2 separate regions of the Homo sapiens genome follow, and region 2 is linked to region 1. A link is a loop called in an ENCODE intact Hi-C map of the cell type or tissue named here. Cell type or tissue: tibial artery. All regions are shown on one strand. Links, peaks and the distances in the headings refer to the core of each region. The heading gives the core; the rest is flanking DNA.

Region 1 (2,905 bases), core at 267-2,766:
CCACATGAACCTTTCCGAGAACGCTTCCAACAACGTCCCTTTCAGCTGGAAAATCAAGGACTATCTGGAGGAGCTGTGGGTCCAGGCTCAGTACATCACAGACGCAGAAGGTGAGGCTACCTCAAGACAGGTCAGATTCAGCACAGGTGAATCACAAAGGGATTGCCTGACAGTGAAAAGCAGATGGGTGGCTAGAATTGCAAGGTGAATTTTGGAGTTTTTAGTTTTCACACTTTGTTTGTGCAGTAAGCGTCCAATTTACGTCACCGCGTCATTTTAAAGTTTCTGCTGAAGGAGTGAGAGGCCCCGGCGGGACCAGAAACCTTTCGATCCTATGGCAGCAGGAGCCTGTGAGATGGTTTTTAGTGCCGTGATGGCCAGGGATATGGCGAAATGGGGTGTGTTCTGGCAAGAGGAGGACTGTCGCCTCTATCAGCTGGTCATTCCCATTCTGGGCCTTCTCAGACTGGGGCACTGGACTCGGAAGATGCCCCCAGGAGAGGCGTTCTCAGAAGGCACGAGCGCCTGGAGCATCCCCTACTCCCAGGTGCCCCATCAGGAGGCACCTCCCAGCTGTGTCTCCCGAGTCACAGCCCAGACACAGTGCTGAGCTCTGCTGCCAGATGCCAGAAGATTTGCCCTAGTCCAGAAAAACCAACGACAACGCAACACTTTTACAAAAGCCATCTTTCATACATGCAATAGTCTTTTCCACGTTTACTTATCGTACCATTTGGAAGACTCAGGGTGGCCTTCTTTTCTAGGTTACCATTCTGCCACTTTTTCTCAAAGCAGTCTCTCTCCTCATGAGCATATTCCTTTCTCAGGACAATACCCCAACTGACCCTGCTTTTCTATGACAGCATGCGAATTAGGGGCTGCACCCCGCCCACTAGAAGCCAGATCTTTCTGGCTTGCATGCTCTGTGACCCCCAGCCCCTGAAGAGCAGCCCACTTGTTCCTAATTTACTTGGACCCGGGGGTTCCTGAAGCATGCTGTGACCTGTAGCCATGCAACATACAATGTAGCCATGCAACATACAACTCAGTCTTATCTAGATGTTTCTCTTTGGGGCTAGCTTGGCTGTTTCTGACCTAAATTTGACACTGTTTCCGCCTTCCTTTATTTTATTCCACTGGAAAAATATCCTAGGCCAGGCGCAGTGGTTCACAACACCTTGGGAGGCCAAGGCCGGCAGATCACCTGAGGTCAGGAGTTCGAGACCAGCCTGACCAACATGGTGAAACCCCGTCTCTACTAAAAATACAAAAAATTAGCTGGGTGTGGTGGTGCATGCCTGTAGTCCCAGCTACTTGGTAGGCTGAGGCAGGAGAATCACTTGAACCTGGGAGGCGGAGGTTGCAGTGAGCAGAGATCACGCTACCCACCGCACTCCAGCCTGGGCAACAGAGTAAGACTCCATCTCCAAAAAAAAGGAAAAAGAAAAATATCCTAAATGTCTAGACAGTGACTATTCCTTCAATTCCCTACAAAATCAGGCAGTTGGTACCCCTTTGTCTACGAGCTCCCATTCAACAAGGCGTCCCCATTCCCCTTCACTCCGGAGCCCCCTGGAGGCAGGGGAGCGCCATGACTTAGACGCACTCCAGGCCGCTCCTTGGTTTCCTCTCTGCAGGACTGCCCAAGAAGTTCGTGGACATCTTTCAGCAGACTCCTCTGGGCAGGTTTCTTGCCCAGCTCCATGGAGAGCCGCAGCAGGAACTTCTTCAGTGTTACTTGAAGGATTTCATTCTCTTGACCATGCGTGTGTCAACGGAGGAGGAATTAAAGGTAGATGTTTAGATACTGGCTAAGGGTCAGGTGTAGAGCTTGCATGATGGGGACTGGATGCAGACACGGAGACGTTTCCTCAGCTGCCTGGAGCTGGTGCTGTGAAGTCTGGGAACAGAACATGGTCAGCGAAGGGTGCCGGTGGGTGAAGGGGTCGCCCAGTCTCCTCTCAATATTCAGTGCTACACCCTCAGTCCACCGCCCAGGGGCTCCTAAAACACGGAGCTTTCTGTGAACATGAGAAGACCTCCAATTTCCTTGACATAGCTTCTTTTTAAATGTTGAGTTTCTCTTGAAAAAAATTAAATACGTAACTAACCCTACAGGGTAAGAATAAACAAGTGAAATTCAATAGAAAGTCATACTTTTGACTACCTAAAAATTTTAAACTTCAGTACATAAAAAAGGAGAGTGACAAATTTAAGAACATCCTTACAGCTAATATGACTAGAGGTTAATATTCTTAGGAATCAATAAGAAAATACCCTAAGTTTTAAAAAATGGGTAAACGTTATAAAACAACAATTTTATAATCTCATTAAGCATATCAACATCCAGGAAACATTTGAAAAATTGCTTAGCCTTACTATTAATAGCAAATCAACACAACAGTTTTTAGATATCATGTTTACGTATTCATTTTGCAAAGCTGATTTTTAAAAACAACAGCCGCCGGCCAGTGCTGCAAAGAAATAGCCAGGCCACGCGGCTGACAGTGTAGCGTGCACAGTGGGCGCCCTGCAGGGCTGCGTGGCAGAACAGTTGAGCACCTTATCCGATCTGAACTGCTGACTCTGTCCTGAGGAAACTACTGGAGATGTGGACAAATATTTGGTTCACAGGGATGTCCTTTTCAGCTTTGCTTCGAAAAATAAGAAATAGTTTAATTGTCCGGAAATACAGGATGGGCAAATTAAAGTATGGCCGTATGATGGGTTATTGAGCAGCCATTAAAACCATGTTTTTCAAGTATACTCAGTCATAGGGAAAGTTCATGATGTCATGTTCAGTGGCAAAAAGCCCAGACGACACGGTGACCTTAACGTGGGAGGAGAGGCAGATAGAAAACTGGACAGAAGCAAACGGGACAGAATAGCACACATGGTTTCTAAT
Region 2 (2,905 bases), core at 135-2,634, 170 kb before region 1:
GCGAGATTTGAGTGGGAACACACGGCCAAACTATATCACTTTACATGTAAAATGGGACAGCAGTGCCACCTTACAGATTTATCGTGAGAACTAAGCCAAGCAGCTAATAGAGCCTGACATACAGCATGTGTCAGTGCTGTGTGCTAATTGCATGTGACCCCAGTGTCTGGCATACAGCAGGTGCTCAGCGCATGTGACCCCATGTGTGTCCTTCTTTCCCCTCCTGCCTCCTCTCCAGTCAGTTCTCACTGTGGCTCTCTCTACACCGTGGGGGAGCAAGGGAGGAGTCTCAGGGTGTCCTCGTGCGTGCCCCACTGACTTCTGCCCTCCCTCCTCCAGTCTCAGCTCTTGTCGGACCTGAGTGCCACGTCCAGCCGCGAGCTGGTGGACAGCTTCCGCTCCAGCAGCCCCGCGCCCCCCAGCCAGCAGTCCCTGTACAAGCGGGTGGCCGAGGACTTCGGGGAAGAACCCTGGTCTTTCAGGTAGAGCACTGGGGTCCTTCCTGGCACTGGGGTGGCACTGGGGTCCTTCCTGGCAACTCACCAGAGACACCAACCTAGACCTCAGGGCATCTGGGTATTGCAGGCAGCAGCTCCTGCCCTCGAAGCCCCAGAGCTGGCAGGTGCTGGGGGCCAGTGCTTGGGGCGTGGGGACTCAGAGGGAGCAGGTGATGCAGTTTGAGCCTGCTGCTGCTTATGCTTTGCAGCAGCTGCCTGGAGATCCCGGAGGGAGACCCGGGAGCCCTGCCGGGAGCTAAGGCAGGCGACCCACACCTGGATTATGAGCTCCTAGACACGGCAGGTGAGCACGCCCAACCCTGAACCTCCACAGCAGTCCACCTCCCCTGGGCAGAGCAGGGAGCTGATGAGAAAGCCGGGGCCTCTCTCCAGGGAAAGGGCAGATAGAAGCAGAGCTCAACTTCTGCCCTGGGCCTTGACCTTGGCCTCGACCTTGCACTTTGGGAAAGTCCCGCCTGCCAGCCAGCGTAAGCCAAAGGCCGGCTGCGCTCTGTCTGCTGGTGTCCTTGTGTTTTTCCCTAGAGCCAGGGGAGTTGTGTCTGATCCACGCCCTGCTCAGCACCCAGCCCCCTGCTCTGATCTGTAACGCTTGGGCTTCCCAGTGGTTTCAGAAGGCAGCAGGCAGGGTGGCTTAGTGGTGCCAGGCTGAGGCGAGGCACAGCGTGACATCTACCTGCGGGGAGCATCTCTCCTCTCAGGCGCTGGCCCTGAGGCCTCGCGCTTCTCCTGTAGCTCATTTCTGTTTGTGATTGGACCGGCCCTCTCTGCTTCCCAAGTCCATGGGCCCGTCATGGGTGGGTGCCTTAATCCTTTCCACCTCGGCGCGACCGGCTCCCAGCCTTGGGCCTTGCACACAGTAGGTGCTTTGCTCCCCATTTGGAATTCACCCCATGGCCACCAGGGGGCGCAAGTGCCCTGCGCTGCCCCTGTGCCTTCTGTGGGTCGCAGAATCAGAAATCTTCATCTTTGGGGACTCATACACGTTTTTATTTATAATCGTGATAAATCGAGAGAGACCACCCAAGGCATATCTAAATTAGATGTGAGATGAGAAGAGGGGCTTATTCCTCTTTATTTTTCCTCTGTGAGGATTCTGCGTAATGCCCTGGTTGCATATACTTTTAGTGGAATTGACCTCAAATACATCCAGAGTACACAGCTCATTTCATTGGCTTTGAATGTGATCCCAATGGGTTTTTGCCTGTGAGCCAGGCCTAGGGAACTCTCAGGTCTCTGCTGGCCCTGGCTCTGCTGTGTGGTTCACAGAGTGAGACTTGCAGCCGTCGACCCTGGCAGGCTGCTCCCTGGTTCGGGGGCTCACAGGCTGTACAGTAAAATGCTAGAGCTTGGGAGACCCTGGGGAGCCTCTAGTCCTAGGATTGACAACTCAGAGACCTGCCACCACCAGCTGGGAAGCAGAGGAGTCTGGGGTAAGGAGCAGGCAGCTGCTGGCCAGTGCCAGTGATTGCGGCCACACAGAAATGCAGGCCTGTGTGGAAATGCAGGCCAGTGTGGAAATGCAGGCCAGTGTGGAAATGCCGTGTAGTACAGTAGTGCAGGTCTGGGTAGAAATGCAGGTCCATGTTTGGGAGGTCAAGGTGGGCGGATCATGAGCTCAAGAGATCGAGACCATCTTGGCCAACATGGTGAAACCTCGTCTCTACTAAAAATACAAAAGTCAGCTGGGCATGGTGGCACACACCTGTAGTCCCAGTTAGTCAGGAGGCTGAGGCAGGAGAATCACTTGAACCTGGGAGGTGGAGGTTGCAGTGAGCCAAGATCGCACCACTGCACTCCAGCCTGGCGACAGAGCGAGACTCAGTCTCAACAACAATAACAACAACAACAAAAGAAATACAGATCCATGTAGAAAGGCAGGCCAGGGCCGGGTGTGGTGGCTCATGCCTGTAATCCCAGCACTTTGGGAGGCCAAAGTGGGTGGATCATGAGGTCAGGAGTTCGAGACCAGCCTGGTCAACATGGTGAACTCCCGTATCTACTAAAAATACAAAAATTATCTGGGCGTGGTGGCACATGCCTCTAGTCCCAGCTACTCAGGAGGCTGAGGCAGAAGAATTGCTTGAACCCGGGAGGCGGAGGTTGCAGTGAGCTGAGATCACGGCACTGTACTCCAGCCTGGGCGACAGAGTGAGACTCTGTCTCAAAAAAAAAAAAAAGAAAGAAAGAAAGAAAGAAAGACAGGCCAGTGCAGTGCAGGCCCACGCAGACATGGAGGTCAATGCAGTAATGCAGGCCAGTCCTGAAATGCAGGTCCATGCAGAAATACAGGTCAGTGCGGAAATGCAGCCCCAGGGTTACAGCAGATATTTTTTCAAGTGAAGCCAGAAATCCAGATTTTAGGTGAAACCTCCCTGTCTTTCAAATGT

Evidence for each region. Peaks named below come from ENCODE experiments on the same cell type or tissue, not always from the same donor. Only the 100,000 strongest peaks of a DNase experiment are listed, where the experiment ranks them.
Region 2: a loop joins it to region 1, with 2.0 times the contacts of the local background. A loop is called at or near these places in 21 of 110 quality-filtered maps.

What each region holds. Positions count from the first base shown.
Region 1 is chr17:80,360,097-80,363,001 of GRCh38, forward strand. It overlaps RNF213 (ring finger protein 213), which reads left to right. Exons shown (of 68, transcript NM_001256071.3): 38 at 1-110; 39 at 1,638-1,792. All of the region lies in intron 1 of RNF213-AS1 (RNF213 antisense RNA 1), which reads right to left. Among named protein-coding and RNA genes, the nearest start is that of ENDOV, 54 kb to the right of the region's middle. In tibial artery, for the core only: a CTCF peak has its summit at 1,597 (motif pointing left); a DNase peak (open chromatin) is centred at 1,955; H3K27ac peaks cover 307 bases.
Region 2 is chr17:80,194,852-80,197,756 of GRCh38, forward strand. CARD14 (caspase recruitment domain family member 14) reads left to right here. Exons shown (of 24, transcript NM_001366385.1): 13 at 340-482; 14 at 707-801. Among named protein-coding and RNA genes, the nearest start is that of SGSH, 24 kb to the right of the region's middle. In tibial artery, for the core only: a CTCF peak has its summit at 1,392 (motif pointing right); no DNase peak of the experiment used is centred there; H3K27me3 peaks cover 1,408 bases.